Regions from separate parts of the Homo sapiens genome. Here region 2 is linked to region 1. Evidence: read pairs that join two places in POLR2A ChIA-PET (ENCODE). Cell type or tissue: OCI-LY7. All regions are shown on one strand. Each heading gives the region's core, and the rest is flanking DNA. Links, peaks and the distances in the headings are about the cores only. Region 1 has its middle 71 kb from the start of MIR4464. Region 2 overlaps BACH2 (BACH transcriptional regulator 2).

Evidence for each region. Peaks named below come from ENCODE experiments on the same cell type or tissue, not always from the same donor. Only the 100,000 strongest peaks of a DNase experiment are listed, where the experiment ranks them.
Region 2: POLR2A ChIA-PET joins it to region 1 with 17 read pairs; 2 of 35 experiments call an interaction of 5 or more read pairs at or near these places.

The regions. Positions count from the first base shown.
Region 1 is chr6:90,378,889-90,388,025 of GRCh38, reverse strand. No RefSeq gene overlaps it. Among named protein-coding and RNA genes, the nearest start is that of MIR4464, 71 kb to the right of the region's middle. RefSeq lists an enhancer at 1,716-2,310. In OCI-LY7, for the core only: CTCF peaks have their summits at 1,878, 2,098 (motif pointing left), 5,251, 6,074 (motif pointing right) and 2 weaker places; DNase peaks (open chromatin) are centred at 1,865, 3,025, 4,615, 5,105 and 1 weaker place; H3K4me3 peaks cover 5,509 bases; H3K27ac peaks cover 7,693 bases.
Region 2 is chr6:90,241,102-90,250,238 of GRCh38, reverse strand. All of the region lies in intron 3 of BACH2 (BACH transcriptional regulator 2), which reads left to right. Among named protein-coding and RNA genes, the nearest start is that of BACH2, 51 kb to the left of the region's middle. In OCI-LY7, for the core only: no CTCF peak of the experiment used is centred there; no DNase peak of the experiment used is centred there; H3K27ac peaks cover 348 bases.

The DNA of each region.
Region 1 (9,137 bases), core at 283-8,282:
TTACTGCCACTCCCTGGGAAGGAGGAGGGGAGAGAGGGAGGAGAACACAGCTCAAGGCAGGTGCCTAAACCCAGGTCTGAAAATAGCCTGGTCCAGAACCTTCTGGTGATTGCAAGTGTTGATATTTATGGTCTCCAGAAACAGGTTTAGTTGTCTTCTGGAAAATGGGCAGTCTTGTGTGAAAAAACAGGACAAAGTTATGGTTTCCTCATGCCCTTATCTGGGCTTTGTTTTGCCGGACTTCGTGTGAGCCCTAATTAGCTGGTCTCCACCAAGCCTTTTGTGGGGCTGAGTGAGGTGGCCCACTCGCTGACCTGGGGAGTTGGGAGTGAAGAGCTGGAGCGATTGCTGCGTCTACCCCTTTCTTCTGCGGCAGCTGAGGTCCCCAGCAGAAGGGCTCCCCTGAGAACCAAACCCCAGCAGAGGAATTGTGTGCCTTGACATCCTTTGCTGATGACTCAGGCAGTATGTCATTTAAAAATCCCTGAAGGTTTTTGAAAAGAGAGAAAGGGAAATGGATGTGGAATGAATGCCTGTTCTATAGTGGGCAGTGCCTCATTTAATCTTCCCCAAAGTTAAATTATTTTCCAGGTGAGGAAACCAATACTCACGGAGAAGCAAGATCAATTAGAAAATATGGATTAGGATATAGAGAAAGGAAGCTCCCCTCTCCCTCACCCTCCCCTCCCCCAACACTCCCACCCCTACTGCCCCCCAAAAACGAATGCCGACATCCAGGCAACTCACACCAGAACAAAAGTACTGTGTTTTCCTAGTGGTGCCAGCGAAGCCTCGAGGCTGGCAAACAGAAGCCTATGGCAGCATCCCAAGATCTCCTCCCTGTCCTGTGTCCAGTCGACTCCAATGCTAAAGGGAACCTATGACTCTTATATTCCACGTGGCGTGGCTCTCACCAGTCCTGCTTCTTCCTCACAACTTCTCTCCTCGTGGTCTTCTTATCCTGTGTCTTTTCCCTTCTTAATCACAGTGTTATAGATAAAGGGTCCCTCGCCTCATGAAATCCAGTCCCCAGCTGATTTGCTTGCCTGGCATACAACTTTTAAGTACTCTCCACTGCAGTCTATAAAGCCAGGACAATAACACTCACCCTCACACCTCAGGATTTTGCACATTAACTTGTTAATGGTTTGGCAAACATTAGCCCCACCATAAAGGCTGAGATAAAACTCTGTCTTCCCTTTCTGTTCTTTTTTTTTTTTTAACTAAAGCTAAAAATCTTCTTGTGCATTAGAAAGCTGATATTTTCTTTATGATAACTGTAAAAATCAGCAAGTTGGATGCACTGGGGAAAAAAACCAAATTGCACATACCTGTACTTCACTTTTTATCTAACCAAACAGTGCAATGTTATGGGGACACAGATGCCTTCTCTGTGTAAGTGATCGTCATCTAGAGCTTGACATCCCTCATCCATCACACTGCCCTCTGTGCATTTCAGGGCTTGGAATAAACAAATCTGGGAAGCCATATATGTTCTTGTTGTCTAAGTTCATTTCACAGCACATTGGTTAAAGTGGATTTTTAATATGTCATCCACATTCATGTCAGTAAGCCAGTCTGAGGAGCTAATGAAGGTGTGTCAGTTGAGGGAGGACTGGCTACCTCAGTGCCCTGATTCCTTGATCCCCTGGGGCTCTCTCTCTGCACAATTCTACCCCAGCGTTACAAACACACACTTTCCTGGCCAAACCTCCCTTGAGTCAAGGCTGTCAGTCATTCCCAGCCCAGCAGTAGTTTTACAAAATGCACAAAGGGTAATTACAGAAAGACCACCCCCACTGATTTTCATATGTAATCTTACCTTGGGACTGGAACCCAAGCCCCCACTTCAACTGCTTCCTATGCAACTTAAACTTGGCAAGCACAATACCATATAACTGCTTGGAGGGGGAGAAGAAAGCAGGGGGTGGAGGTGGGAAAGGGGAAGTTCAGATTAGCACAGCCTTGATCTTGAAGATTATTATAAATCCTTTAGCACTGTTGAAACAATTAGATCACTTGATTGGCCTTAACATTCCTCATCCCATAAATTAGCCTGGTGGGTGCCTCCTACTGTTAAGCAATGCATTACATTGTTCCAACACCAACATCTGGCTAACAGAGAACAGACCAATTTTAATTTTAGCTCTTAGAAATTATACCTATCCCAGTCCTTATGATAACCTCTATAATGAATACGTAGAAATGTGGCTTTTGTCATTAACATTTTATTTGAAAAATTCCTTTTGTTCTAGGTATAACATGAATAAAACTTCTAAATGGTGCTCAGTTTCAAAAGTTGTTTTCTTCCTCAAAATTTGCAAGTAGATATTTTCAAATGGTAAATTTCATTGAAAATAGTTTATTTCAAACATCATCTTTTACAAATTGCAAATACTAATACTTCTGAGATGCGAATATTGACACAGCATAAAGTACAATGCTTTCTACCACTATAACACTAAAACAAATAGAACATATGTTCCCTGATTCTTTATAATTCTCCTAAATTATAAAACCAAATAGACATATAAGCACATATATCAATCATTGAACCCACAAAAGTAAAAAGATAGTGTCAGGTTCATCATTAATTTTCACCTATATTTGAGAGAGAGATGAGACGAAGAGTGATATACAGAAAAGAGAAGGTGAGAGGGAGAAAGAGAAGGCAAGGAGAGAGAAAAAAGAAAGTAAAACTTTGCAGGGGCACCAGGGTGGCACTCACTGAGGAGGAGGCACTGCCCCCGCTACATCCCAGGAGGGCAGAAGCAGCAATGGGATCTCACAAGAGGGGGCAAAAGGTACGTGATAGTAATCAGCCCTAAAACAATGCTTTCTATGTGCCAGATACCCTAAATGCATGAATTGCTTTAATCCTCATAACAACCTTATGAGGTTTAAATCCATTTTTGGATGAAGACATTAAGATACAAGGAGGTTAAGTACCTTGCCCAAGGTCATACAGCCAGTAAATGGCAGAGCCAGGATTAGAACCCGGGAGACAGACTCCAAGAGTCCATGCACTCAGCACCATGCTGTACTCCATCCCAAATGTGCTGGAATTTACCCAGCCGAGTTACTGTTGCTCCATCAGACCAGCCGCCTGAGAGGATCTGCCTCCATTCTAAAGACTGTGCCCCTGCTCAGCCTCTGGGTCACTTCCTTTGAAACTGTCCTGAGACCTGTACCACATTCCTTTGCTCTTTAGTGGTGGCAAGTTTTAAACCTCTTGAGAGTGGATACGACTTTTTGGAACTGCCGAGAATCAGAGGCATGCATAGAGAACAGAGTGAGCTCTGGAAAATAATTTTTAGATTATTTTCTAAAATTATTTTTAGATTAAAATTATTTTTAGATTACGATTATTTTTAGATTAAAAACAGAATGATGTTAAAGGTAATAAAGTAGTTTCCTTTGTGGCCCAGGAATTAGCTTTGCTAGTAACAAAAGCATCTTAATCTCCAATTGTATTGGCAATTGTATACGACTAAAATTTGCATGTAAGGATCATCTAGATCTTCTGGAAGTCTGCTTGTTTTGACCACTTTCCAGTCATTTCCAGACTCTGCTACTCACTGTGTCCGAGGAGACTTTCCACTAAGCTGTAATATTTATCTTTAGTATAGTCTTTTGTACCCTCAGCTTTCCTACAAGGGCTTCTAGAGCATTCTTGTCTTTCCTGATAAGCAGAGAAAGTATTAGGTATAATGACATTGGTAGGACTGAAATAGGAATCCTGATCTTTTAAACTCTGATATCTAATGAGAGATATACCAGGAGATAAAACAACTTCAATAGGCAGACTCCACAGGCCATAGTGCTCGGGGAATTCTCAATTCTGATGCAGGGGCATCAGTGTTGCTTGCTCCAAGACTTATTAGTTCATGCAGCATTAATTAATTAGAATCAGGAGAACTGACTCACACTATACACATTAAAAACTGATGTATAAACTGGAGTAGACATTTATTTGTTTGTTTGGGGGGAATTGTCCTTCTCATAACTATACAACCTGTTGTGATCAAGTACAGTGTATTTATCCAGTATGTTAAAACTTATTTCTGTCTTTCTGGATTTCAAGGCCTTTAATCATTGGTTACCGCATCATCACTTAAGACAGTAGATATTACAATGGATTAGGTTACTAATTCTGCATTAGGTTATCTGCATTATCCATTTCCTTGCATTATTATCTGTGTTTGGTCACCTTAAATGGGCTATTTCCCAGCCCATGTGTAACTCACCTCTTGATTTGGACCATCACACGCTTTCTCAGTTGATAATTTTTGTTCTTTACTTGGTTAGAATTCAAGTATATAGTACTAGGCTTAAGCCAAATAAAAGCAAAATGTTTAACTGTTCCCTCCTCACTAATAACAATAACAATAATAGCTGGCATCTGTTGAGTTCCTCTTATTGCACTTTGCAGGTATTAAGTCATTTAACCCTCACTACTACCCTAGGAGGTAGTTTCCGTTATTATCTACATTTCATAGATAAGGAAATTGACCTGAGAAATAACTTTCTCAGGGTCACAGGGTGAGCAAGTGTCAGTAAGTGTCAGAGCTAAAATGCAAAAGCAGTTTGATGCCCACACGCTTAACCACAACACTGAATTACTCTCTTAGCCTCTTTGCAACTTGGGTGTTACTACTACTACTACTAAAAAAAAAAAAAAAAAAAAAAAAAAAAAAAAAGGAAGTAGCTGTTTTTCTCACTTGCCCTGACTCTAGCTAACCGTTCTTGACTTCTTTGCATTTTATCCATGCAGAACAAAGCTATATTTGTAATCGAACTCCAGATAAATAAGTACCTGTTCTTTAGCAGAGTCAAAATCTGAAAATGTTTAGCTGAAGCTGGTAAAATATTTAAATCCAATAACGTCCTGAATAGAATGTAAGGATTCTTTCCTTTGTTATCAAAACCTAAAGGCATCCATAGGTTCATTCCATTCTGCACTTCAGTTGTTTCCTTACAAACTCCCCACCCTCACCCCTACCCCTAGTTTCTGGGGCCACCAGATAGGGACAGCACCTCCTGGGCAGGAGAACGTGGAGCATAGTGGCTGCGCACACAATCAGCAGTGAGTTAGCGGAAAAGACCACAGAAATGTTGGGCATCTGGAATTATAGTTCGTGTCTGACTGAGAAATCTTAGGAAGCCCATTTAATTGTTCTGCCCCCGTTTTCCTCTCTTTGAAATGGTGTTAACAGTACTTGCCTCTGTCTACCTTATGCAGGGACATTTGACCCTCAAGAGGCAATGTTTAGAATAGCACTTTGCCCCCCAGGGTGTATAATCCAAATAGAAATCACATTTGTTGTATTATTTTCTGCTGCTGTATACCTGCATGAGACTATTTTTAAGTTCGTTTCTTTTAGCCTACTTATAGCAACAGATAGATTTTGAATGTTGACCTTTGCACAGCCTTAAAGAACATTATTAAACAAAGCAAATGGCCTCTCAGTGACAGCTGAGATGTAGTGGGAGGACTCCCAGGTGAAGTCAGGGTGTCTGGGTTCAAGTCCTGAGTCCAGGTTCTAGCATCTGAGTTGGATGCCACTGAGGAAGTCACTTACCCTCTCTGGGTCTCAGTTTCTTCATCTGTACAATAGGAGCACTACTTTGGAGTTCTGATGATTGCACAGGGGAATGAATATGAAATGGCTTTATAAAATGTCATAAACCTTCCAATGTTCATACTACCAGTAGGCAAGGAGAAGCAGAAAAGCCTCAGGACTGGAAGAAACATTTTGATGTTAGCATAGATGCTTGGGGCTCTTGTTCAAATGTAGATTCCATTGATCTGGGGGCAGGTATTGAAATCTGACATTTCTAAAATGCCATGGTTCCACAGGCTAACTCCCAGTCTCCTTTTCCCTGGTTTAAAATGTTCATACTATTCCAAGAGAGCTCAAACATTATCTGGTCCAATTCTTTCCTTTTACAGGTCGGAAAACTAAGGCTCAGAGAGGTCAGATGACTTCTCCAGGGTTGACTCCTCACACCTTCTCTATTTTCTCCAACTTCTGAGTGGTTTCTTACAGCAGGGGGCACAGGCTACCTCTGTGGACAAGGAGCTCCTGAAAGAATGGAGGGGGAGTGGGTACTATTTTAGGACACTAGTCAGTTTGCACCTCAATTGTGTTCTCTGTGCAAAGGAGAAAGGTCTATTCTTAGACATCAGCCAGAGCTTGGAAGAAGTAGACTCAATCATTAAAGTAATCCATGCACACCTCGGTAAGTTAATACAGTCATCCATAAAGGAGCTGGGTAGGAAGGAAACAACAGGTACTTTGAAGGGTTTACAAAATGTATTTGTACCAGGGCCATGTAAAAGCCATTTCCAAGCCAAGAGGAAGGGCATTTATTATTTTCATTTAACATTTATTGAATAAAGTGTGTTGCAGAGCAGGCTCTTATAATCTGAGCCCCCTTTGACTGTGTGCATAAGCTTTTCAGATACCTGCAATTTCTTCCTCTTACTTAGAAAGATGATTATTGAACTGCAAGAGGTAAGTAAACATTAGAAGAGATCTTGGAAGAAATCTGTTAAATAGTTCAAGGGCTCTTCCTGGCAGAAGGAATCAGATACCTGACCTTCAATATATCGCAAAAGACTCCAGCAGAAGGAATTGGACCTTCAAATGTTCATACTACTAGTAGGCAAGGGGAAACAGAAAAGCCTCAGCACTGACTGGAAGAAACATTCTGATGTTGGACTAGATGCTTGGAGCTCTTGTTCAAATGCAGATTCCATTGATATGGGGGTAGGTATTGAAATCTGGCATTTCTCACAAGCTCCCAGATGATCTAATACTGGGTTAGTGACACCACTTTGAGTAGCAACTTCATTCTGTATGTATCCATCCTTAGCTATCACTGGACAGTCTGCAAGCCTTTCTGGGGCTAGCATTAAGCAAAAAATGTAAGTTGATAAAGGTTGCCCCTCAATAGAGGAGTAACAAGTATTACCTCTATCACCAAACATAAAATCTGAAAGTCCTAAATAATATTGAGGAATTTGGAATTTAATATGTCACTCTCTCCAGGGATACTTGCCTTTGACTAACAGCTGGCAGGAGAGGAGACAGCTTAACACAATATTCCTCCAGAGGTGCCATTTCAGGTATGAAGGAAGTGCTGGTGAGAGTCCTATCTTAAGGGTCATGCCCTTTCTAGCATCCCACAGTCACTTTTAAATATTCCAACTTCAGAATATGTCTCTGAGTCCTACACCTGAAATAGCCAAAGCAGATTTGTGTACAGCTCTCTGTATCCACGGGTTTCACATTCATGGTTTCAACCAACTGTGGATCAAAAATGTTTTTAAAACAATATAATAAGGCAAAATAATACAAATAAAAACTATATAACTATTTATATAGAATTTATATTGCATTAGGTATTATAATATTGTATATATAATAATGTATTACATATATTCTATATAAGTATATAGAATTTATATTGTACTCGGTATTATAAGTAATCTAGAGATTATTTAAAGCCTATGGGAGAATGTGCATGGGTTACATGCAAATACAATACCACTTTATATAATGGACTTGAGCATCCCTGGATTTTGGTATCCAGAGGGGTCCTGGAACGAATCCCCCACAGATGCCGAAGGACAACTGTATGTGTTGTATAGGCACTTGAGCAAATTTCCAAGTGTAGAATTTTAACCAACTAGGACAAGGATCATGATAGCTTAAGCAGCTCTGTATCTCCTAGAGTACCTAGCGTAATGCCTGGCTTAAAATAAACTCCTAATAAATATATTTGACTGAAGGAGATGGTGAGTAGATATCTATTCATATCTCTGAGGAAATATGGTGATTGGAAAAAATACTATTTAATTGGTTTTCAAAGCAAAATTACAGAATAAACTGGATAACTATTTTTTTCCTCAAACCATCAACTGATTCCATATAATTAAACTGAGCCTTAAGCCATACTCAGGAGGAGTTCAGCTTCAGCCTCTGTTCTACATGGAGAATTTCTTCTGGTGTTAGGGGACTCATATGACAACCAGTATGTCACACAGGACCACAAAAATTCCAATACTCTAAATATAAAGTCTTCACAAGACAGTTGATCCAGTATGACAGTGGATCAACAAGTATAAAGACGAACTGAACTGACACAGAGAGCTGTACAACCATCGAATAAATGGTTATGGGGTTATCTTGATTATGAATAAATTTATTTCAATTTTTCTTTTTGCATCAAATATTTGTTATACAACAAATTCAAAAAACTTATTTTTTTCCAGTTGAAGAAGTAACTTCAGTTTTAAGATAACAGATAAAAAAACATTTTAAATCACAAACTGTGTTAAATATTTGGGGAAATAAGTTAGGCCGACCTCAATGGAAGCCAAACCTAGAGTTATAAAAATTGAATTGTCTCATATACAGCTGAATCACATATATTTTTTCTAATCAGCTTTACTGAGGTGTAATTTAAAGTGTGCTGCTCGTTAAGCTTTGACAAGTGTATACCATAACCAAGTTATAGAACATTTCCATCATTTCCAAATCTTTCCTCATGCTCTTTTATGGCCAGTCTCCATTGCATCCCAAGACCACCTCCCTGACAACCACAGATCTGCTTTATGTCACTATAATTTTGCCTTGTCTAGATTTCATATAAATGAAATCATATAGTAGGTATATGATTTTTTCTTCAGCTTCTTTCACTTAGCACCTTGCCTTTGAGATTCGTTCATTGGTTCCTATCAGTTCCTTTTTATTGTTAAATAATACTTTATTGTATGGATATATCATAATTAGCTTATCCATTTACTAGCTGATGGACATTTGGGTTGCATTCAGTTTGGGACTATTTCAAATAAAATTTCTATAAACATTCAGGTATAGGTCTTTGTGTAGACATAGCTTTTCATTTCTCATGGGTAAATAGGATTGGCAAGTCATATGGTAACTGTATATTTAACTTTATAAGAAATTGCCAAACTGTTTTTCTGAAAGTGGCTGTGTCATTTTGCATTTCCATCAGCAGCAGATGAGAGTTTTAGTTGCTTTACATTTTCACCAACACATGGTGTTGTCAGTGACTTTAATTTTAGCCATCTAGTGTATGTGTAGTGGTGTTTTGTTGTTTTCATT
Region 2 (9,137 bases), core at 500-8,499, 140 kb after region 1:
GCCCAAAATTTAAACAGGATTCGCTTTTTAAATTCAAGCCTTTTTGCTTTCATTCAGATCTGGTCACCAGACTTACTTTTTCCTTAAGGCATATATGAATCATCTTGTTCTTTCATTCAGAAATCAAAAGTTCAGGCCTAGATCAGTATTTACCAAAACTGGTGGAACACTACCTTTCCACTGAGAGTGCATTACCTTTTTTTGAGTCTTTGAAAAGAATGTCAGCTGAACATGGTCTGGAAGTGGCCAAAACTCTGTGGGTGGGGAGAAAGGAAGAAATAACCTATCTCCCATTTAAAAACCTACCACCTATTAAATAAACGGCAGTCTTGTTCTGTGGAGTATTCATTTGGGTTATCTATTCTGATGAACAAATACAAATTCTTGGTAGGGTTTTCTTGCTTCTGGATAAAATGCTTAGTGTTGCTTTTTGTTGTTCAATCTTAGGTTTTGTTTCATTTTGTTTTTCAGGGTCTCACTCTGTCAACCAGGCTAGAGTGCAGTAGCGCAATCATGGTTCGTGGCAGCCTCAGCAGCTCCCTGGGCTCAGGTGATTCCCCCACGTCAGCCTCTCGAGTAGTTGAGACTATAGGCACGCACCACCACACCCTGCTAATTTTTGTGTTTGTAGTAGAGATGGGAGTCTCACCATGTTGCTCAGGCTGGTCTCGAACTCCTGGACTCGAGTGATTTGCCCACTTTGGCCTCCCAAAGTGCTGGCATTACAGGCATGAGCCACTGCGCCTGGCCTGTTTTTATGATATGTATTGAAATGCTCCAATAGCATTTTATTTTTATTTAAACATTGCTGTTAGGTAGTTGGCACAAAATGTGTCTTATGCCAAAGTTTACTTCCTTCTACCAAGGAAAGGGGACTCTGTCTCCTGGACTTTGCAGTTATGGGAGGAAGATGACAGGAAGCTACATCATCTGCCAGGATTTTTATGGGGCCACATCACATACAGTGCCTGTCTGTAACTAAGAGCAAGAGCACATCTCTCCTTTCAGCTGATGTTTAGCAAACCCTCACTCTGCTCCCATGGCAAAGACAGTCACTCATCTTCCAAATTGTGGTATCTTGAGTCATTTCCATTATGACTTGTCTTCTGAAAAGTGATAAAGGAAAATCATCTTACCTAGTCATTTTTTCCCATTCTACAAGACAAAGTTTATCTCTGAATCAAAGAGCATAAATCTCTGTTGCCTCTCTGAGATAATAAAATATTTTTATATTTAAATTTTCTGTTAACAGGAAAATGTATAAAACCTTCCCAAATTTTTAACTCCTTCTTTTGATTCTATACCTACATAGGTTTTTATTTGGATTTGAAACCAAATAAAAGACCGTTTCATGGTCTGGGCCCTTGGGACAGGGTAGTAGTGAAGCAGCCAGTTCATTTATTCTTCATCTGCCCTGCCATGGCTTCCTGTTGCACTAAGAATCCAGCCTCCTCCCCGGAGTTGGTGGGAGTCTGCTGACCTGGCCCCAGCCAGGCTCTCTGGCCTCATGCAGCCATTTTCCCTTCATTGACCCCATACCACCACTGTGACCAGGTGCACCAGGCTCTTCCTGAGGCTGCTTTTCTCCCTGAAATGCCCACCCCACCTCCCACTTTTCATTTTTCTAACTCTCGTTCATCCTTCACTTGCATTTTAACATCACATCCTCTGAGAAGCCTTCCCTGATCTCCACCCTTAATGAGCACCACCCAGTTGTCCATACTTTGCTTTCTCCTTTCTTTCCCAGCCCTTATTAGAATTTTAATTTCATATTTGGCCATACATTTGTTTCTTTAATAGTTTTCTCTCCCATTAGTCTATGAGCCCATTAGGGATCACGGCTATTTTGTCTGCTGTATGTAATATCCACTTCCTAGCAAGCAGGACACACTCAAGGAAGAGTTATTGAATAATAATTTAAAAATATTTTTTATTAAATGAAAAATATAAATATCCAATTCTAAGAATGTGCAATTCTGTCAGGAGTGTTAAGTACTGAAAAAACGACAGCAGATTAGTTAATTGGTTGATTTCACAAACATCTGTAGATTGTTGACAGTGCACTATGATGTGCTGTTCTAGGTGCTGAGTACATGTGGACGGGTTGTTGCCTGGCTTTGCAGAGGTCTCACCTTGGGGAGATAGCAAAGAGACACAATGAGGAATAAAATTAGTGCCTTTCTCTCAAGGAGCATATGTATTCATTCATGTAACAAACATTTGTTGAGCACCTATGATATACTCTAAGCTAGAAGACACTTGAATGTGATGAGTATAACATATAAGAGAGTAAAATTAATCTCCAAGAAAGATACAGAATGCTGTAGGGATGAAGATTAAGAAATGCTGTCTGATTAGGGACATCAGAGAGCATCCTGGATAAAGCAGAGACCGAAGTGCTACTTGAAGAATGGGTTCAACTTTGACAGCTGAAGCTATGAGGGAGGAAATTCTAGGCATGGGAACCACTTGGGTAAAGGCATGGAGATGGGAAGACATTCCAGGGATAGCTATTAACCCTTTTTAACTGAAGCATAGGGTGGATGATGGTGAATAAGAAGAAATTAGACTAAAAAAGTAGGTAGAGGCTATACTTTAGGGGAGTGAAGAATTCCTCTAAGTTTAGAAAAAGTTGATTTTAATTACCTTAAATAAGGCAGTAATGGTACTAATATTGCTGTTTGGTAGCCCTTAGGAAAATGATACTTGTGACTTGGTACAGTGGCTCACACCTGCAATTCCAGCACTTTGGGAGATTGAGGTGGGAGGATTGCTTGAGGCCAGGAGTTCAAGACCAGCCTGGGCAACATAGCAAGACCCCATCTCAAAAAAAAAAATAACTGTACATGGTGGTGCATGCCTGTAGTCCCAGCTACTAAGGAGGTTGAAACAGGAGGATCACTTGAGCCCAGGAGTTAGAGATTGCAATGAGCTATGATGACCACTGCACTCCAGCCTGGGTAAGACACCATCTCTACAAAAAAAAAAAAAAGAAGAAGAAGAAAGAAATTGATACTTGTTTAAATATATTACATGTCAAATGTACTACAACAGTCCTCTCCAAATGAGAATATAAAGAGCTTCATCCTTGTAAACTGCAGTCATGTTCTCGTTATAGTGGTAGTTAGTATGCAGGTCAATAATTTATATGTGGTCTTTAGCTTTGTCTTTTTCATTAAACAGTAAAAACGGTAACCTGACATTTGAAGGTTTTTTTTTCACATTTGTAATATCAAAAACTTGATTCGTAACAAGTATCGTAAATTTACAAGTATGTTTTTCATGCATATTTTAAGAAAATTTTCATAGGACTTTAACGTCAGGTTTCTTTTGAATACTTCCACATGCTCTACCTAACAATTTTAGTGTAAAGTTTCATTTTCCTTATCAAATTCTATGTAAGTGAGACATTGGTGTTTTAGCCAAGGTACCCTGCTTTATGGAGTATCTGTGTTCCTAGAAAATTTGTTTTGAAATATGATTTTGTAAATCAGATTGTATTGTAATATACTTGGTGACCTTTTGCTTCAAATCACCTTAAAATAAATTCATTTATATTATCTAATTCATATTTTATAAATCCTAATTTTTATATGTACTCATTTTTCTTGAATTGGGGGTAATTCTACAAACAATAAACAAGGTAAATGATTTTTTTTTGCCAGTTTGTACTAAGAGAACATGTTATTTTGTTTCGGGTGAATGTATGTATCTTAATACACTGTACTACATTAGACATCAATAGGGAGGAATGTAACGCATTTTTCTTTTGTATGGAAATCTGTTGAAACCTATCTTAAAGAGTTTTGAGCAGAAATTGAAGGATGAGCCTGAGGTTTTCTGATTAGTTGGAGAATATTGTTTTCAGTAGACAACAGTAAGAATAAAAGTGGAAAAATTGTATTTAAAATTGATGTTTTATAACTTTCAGAAGTTGATGTCTCCATTTTACACATTATACTTATAAAAGTACAGTAATCAACTCTGCTTTATAACTGTTTTGTGAAGATTATTTAAAGGTCAAGGGAGTGTAGTAGAGGCACAGAAAAACAGAATAAAATTGGAATCCTAGAGTTTATGTGCATTTAGGTTAATTTTGACTTAGTGGCTCCTGGCTCTCACCAATCTGGGTTGAGTGAAGGACCCACTGTTCATTGTGTTCCAGCAGTAGTCACTCAGACCCAGCTTGCCACGTTATCAGTCCAACTTAACTTCTGCCACGTCCCACTCCTCCTCCCTTGATAGCTTCTCTTGCTGACATCCTTTCCACCCCTTTGTGCTGCATTCCTCTGGCACTGCCAGCCTCCTGTCATGGAATGAGGGTCTGGGCCAGGAGACCTTTGGAGAAAATTCCTGGAGAGCAAGTTTTCATAGATTTTTGTCCAATTTTTTCTGTTTCCACCCTGTTACAAATATTTTAATCCAAATATGAAAAATCTTTAAATTCAGACTTCTCTTGTTTCAAATTCAGACTTCTCTTGTTTCAAATTCAGATTATTTCTGATCACCTCATAGCTAGTTCTTGAAGTTCATCTTAGCAGGAACAGAGCTAACTAAACTACTGAATGATGTAAATGAACATATAAAGGCTATGTTTACCTACTTAAGAAATTGCTTTTAGCCAGTTTAGAAATGTCTGCTTACTCTTTTGTTTTTAAATTTAAAAAATTCTTCAGAGATGGGATCTCGTTCTGTCAACCAGGCCGGAGTGCAGTGCCACCGTCACAGTTCACTGGCTACCTCAGCCTCTGGAGTAGCTGGGACTACAGGCACGCACCACAACACCTGGATAATTTTTTTAAATTTTCTTGTTAGAAACAGAGTCTCTCTATGTTGCCCTGACTGGTCTTGAACTCCTGGCCTCAAGTGATCCTCCTGCCTTGGCCTCCAAAAGTACTGTGATTACAAGTGTGAGCCACTGAGCCTGGTTGAAATGTCCACTTACTTTTAAAAATGAATTGTATTTTAAGGAAGAGTTTGCAATGCTTAAATAATTTTCATCAGTTTACTTAAAAAGTACTAAAGCCTTTTTTTTTTTTTAAGACAGAATCTCACTCTGTCACCCAGGCAGGATTGCAGTGGCATGATCTCAGCTGACTGTAACCTCTGCCTCCCAGGTTCAAGCGATATTCTCCCACTTCAGCCTCCCAAGTAGCTGGGATTACAGGCACCTGCCACCACACCCGGCTAATTTTTTGTGTGTTTTTAGTAGAGACAGGGTTTCACCATGTTGGCCAAGCTGGTCTCGAACTCCTGACCTCAGGTGATCTGCCCACCTTGGCCTCCCAAAGTGCTGGGATTACAGGCGTGAGCCACCACACCTGGCTAAAGCCTATTTTTAAAGCATAATTTATATTAGGTATTGTTAATCCTTCACGGTTCTTGTTTGGTTAATTTCAGCAGCTTAAGGAAGATCACTTGGAGCTAGAAAGGCCCATGAGGGTGATGATGGCTCAGAGGGGGCAATAGAAGCAGCTTTTAGGGAGGAGTCAAGTGCAGTAGGTAAACATGGGATGTGTCAGATATGATACCAGCCAGTGGTCCCCATAGCACAGGCAGCAAGTGTGAGGCACAGCACAGAGCACATGTACACGAGTATTTGTGTGCGTGTGTGCGCATGTGTGCGCGTGTGAAGGGGGGAGGGGGTGGTTGCTGTCAGGTGAGCAATATACCCAAATGGAGACCCCAGAAGCAGCTGATACTAATCCATCCAAGTAGGCAGCAGTGTCTGTCCATGAGAATGTTGGGCCCAGCCATTATCCAAGGATTCTAGACCAGATTCTGGAGAGATCACAGCAGAGTTTCTGCTTGACTTCACTGAGCTTCAGTGTTTGAATCTGTAAAATGGAAGCAGTAATAGTAATTACCTCAAGGGGTTATTTTGATGGCTAATTGAAAACATGTATGCGAAGCCCTTGAATACCATCTGGTACATAGTAAGTATTTAGTAAATGTTAGCTATTACTGTATTACATGAAATTGGGAAGACAGTATTTCTTTTTAAATGTCCTATAAATAACCGGGTGCAGTGGCTCATGCCTGTAATCCCAGCACTTTGGGAGGCCCAGGCAGGCGGATTGCTTGAGGTCAGGAGTTCAAGATCAGCCTGGCCAACATGGTGAAACCCTGTCCCTACTAAAATTGCAAAAATTAGCCGGGTGTGGTGGCACATGCCTGTTATCCCAGCTACTCAGGAGGCTGAGGCATGAGAATCATTTGAACCCAGGAGATGGAGGTTGCAGTGAGCTGAGATCATGCCACTGCACTCCAGCCTGGGCAACAGAGCGAGACTCTGTCTCCCAAAAATAAAAAATAAAAAATGAATGTCCTATGACTGAGGTTTATTGCTCCTCAATTGAGCTATTCCAATCAATGAAATTTTACTACATAAAGGTAGATGCCTTCTAATGGTTTTCTTCCCACAGGGATGGTGGGGTGAGATGGGGAACTGTTCAGGTAGTAGACCTGTTCATGAGGAAAAAAACTATTTAAATGCTGAGAAAAGGATGCTAGCTTTTTTGGATCCATCATCATTTTTGCCAAATTCATAGAATTTTTGGCCAGTGGTGTCAAACTTTAAAATTCATAGGAAAAAGAGATTCAGTAATTACTCTGTAATATTAGGGAGGGTGTGGAAATAAGGAATGAACGTTATGTAAAGACCATAATGCTAGTCAGAGAATGTTCCAATGGAAAACTGATGTTTCCTTCTGCCACCAGGACAAAACTTTTGTGATCTAAAGGCAAAACAATAACAAAAACAGCAACAGCAACAAAAACCAGCCTAACAGTCCCAAGTGGTCTTCACTGTCATGATTATTAAGCATTTTCTCCAAAGTCTGAACTACAGTTTGTTGAGGTTTCATTGAAAATGATACTAAAACAAATTTGCTTAAAAGTAAAATGGAGTTATTGGCATCACAAAGATCATAGTCACCTTCTTAAGAATTGCATAACCTTTAATGACTGTAAAGGATTTTTAAAGACGATCCTTGCGACTAGTTATTAATACATTTTTTTGAGGCTGTGGAAATCAGATAATTTGGGCCGGGCACATTGGCTCACGCCTGTAATCCCAGCATTTTGGGAGGCTGAGGCGGGCGGAGCACCTGAAGTTGGGAGTTCAAGACCAGCCTGACCAACATGGAGAAACCTTGTCTCTACTAAAAAAAAAAAAAAAAAAAAAAAAAAATTAGCCGGGCATGGTGGTGTATCCCTGTAATCCAAGCGACTCGGGAGGCTGAGACAGGAGAATCGCTTGAACTCGGGAGGCGGAGGTTGCAGTGAGCCAAGATCACGCCATTGCACTCCAGTCTGGGCAACAAGAGCTAAACTCCGCCTCAAAAAAAAAAAGAAATCAGATAATTTGCCCAAAGTCAACAGCCCAAAGTCAACAACTCCTGAATTTTTTGATCACATTATCTTTCAAGTTTAGTTAGAACCTGAAAGTTAACTGTCCTTCACTTAGGTAGATCATAAATAATGCACTGGTCACATTGTGTAGATATTAAGTTACACTTTGGTAGATGGATTTTTAGATATTGAAAATGATAGATTGGTACAACTGCTTTGAAAGTTTGGCAGCTTCTTATAAAGCTCAAGATAGGCTTAACGTACAATTCAGCAACTACGCATCTAGATGTTTACCCAAATGAGTTGAAAATTTATGTCTGCAGAACAACCTGCATGCGAATCTTGATAGCAGCTTTATTTATAACTGTCAAAAACTGGAAGCAACTAAGGGATCCTTCATTAGATGAATTGATAAACTGTGGTACATCCAGATAATGGAATATTATTCAGCACTAAAAAGAAATGAGCAATGAAGCCACAGAAAGACACAAAGGAACCTTAAATGCATATTGCTAAGTGAAAGAAGCCAGTCTGGAAAGGCTACATACTGTACGATTTAAACTATAGAAAAGGCAAAAGTCAAAACCATAGAGACAGTAAAAAGATCAGTGGTTGCTAGTTCAGGGAAGAGGGGACAGGATGAACAGGTGGAGCACAGTGGATTTTAAGGGCTGTGACACTATTCTGTATGATATTGTAATGGTGGATAGATAGGTGTGTCAAAACCCATACAACTGTGTAACATAAAGAGTGAACTCTTATGTAAACTATATTGACTGTTATGACTAGTTAATCCTATATCATCATTGGCTCATTAATTATAACAGATGTACCATACTTGTGCAAGATGGTTAATAACAGGGGAAACGGGGAAGAGGGAACTTTTGGCTTAGTTTTTCTATAAACCTAAAACTGCTCTAAAAAATAGTCTACTAATAAAAAAAAAAAAAGAAAATCAGGATAGATTGTAGCTTAGAAATAAAAAAACAATACTCCAAGACAAAACAAAACAAAAGCCTTGTATAATGTCTTTCATATAATATTCCCCACCTTATTTCTCTAGTTGTTTTTTAATTTTTTTTTCATTTATCTTATGTGTTATCTCATCAACCTTTAGTAACGGGCAGTTAAAAAAATAAGCAGTTTGGCAACTTCCTGTGGCATACATTTCAGATTGTGAGCAGAGATGCCCACCATGTGACTGGCAGGTGTCCCTCTCCCTAGCCACACCCTGTCCCTCTTTTCCACCTACCCTAGCATTAGTTGTCTCCTACCTTGCTTTTGACAACAGACAGGGTGAAAATGTGGGCTTGTGGCCATTGTGCTAAATGTTTTATTTCTATGTATTTTTTAATCCTTACAGCAGTTCCCATTTTGTAGATGAGGAAATGAGAGCACTGGAAGAGAGGAAATTCCTACCCTTGCAGTCTGACTCCATTCTGATCCTCTATCAGGCTAATGTGAACACACGTGACTCTCTGTCCCAGCCTGCCCCCTGTTGAGTAGGTGGGAGGGGGAGCCATTTGGAGGATTTGGTCCCAGTCCAGGTGCTATTTAAGTGAGCGGTTGATTTTAGCTGTGGTGAATACCACCACCCTACAGGCTAGTGTCTGCCATTGAGAAGTATCATCTCATCATTTTCAATCTATTAAGTGATACATTATCACATTATTATTATACATATATATTATTATATATTATCTGGAAACCATATAACTATAATTTTAGTCAACTCTTTTTTTTTTTTTTTTGAGTTGGAGTCTCGCTCTGTCACCCAGGCTGGA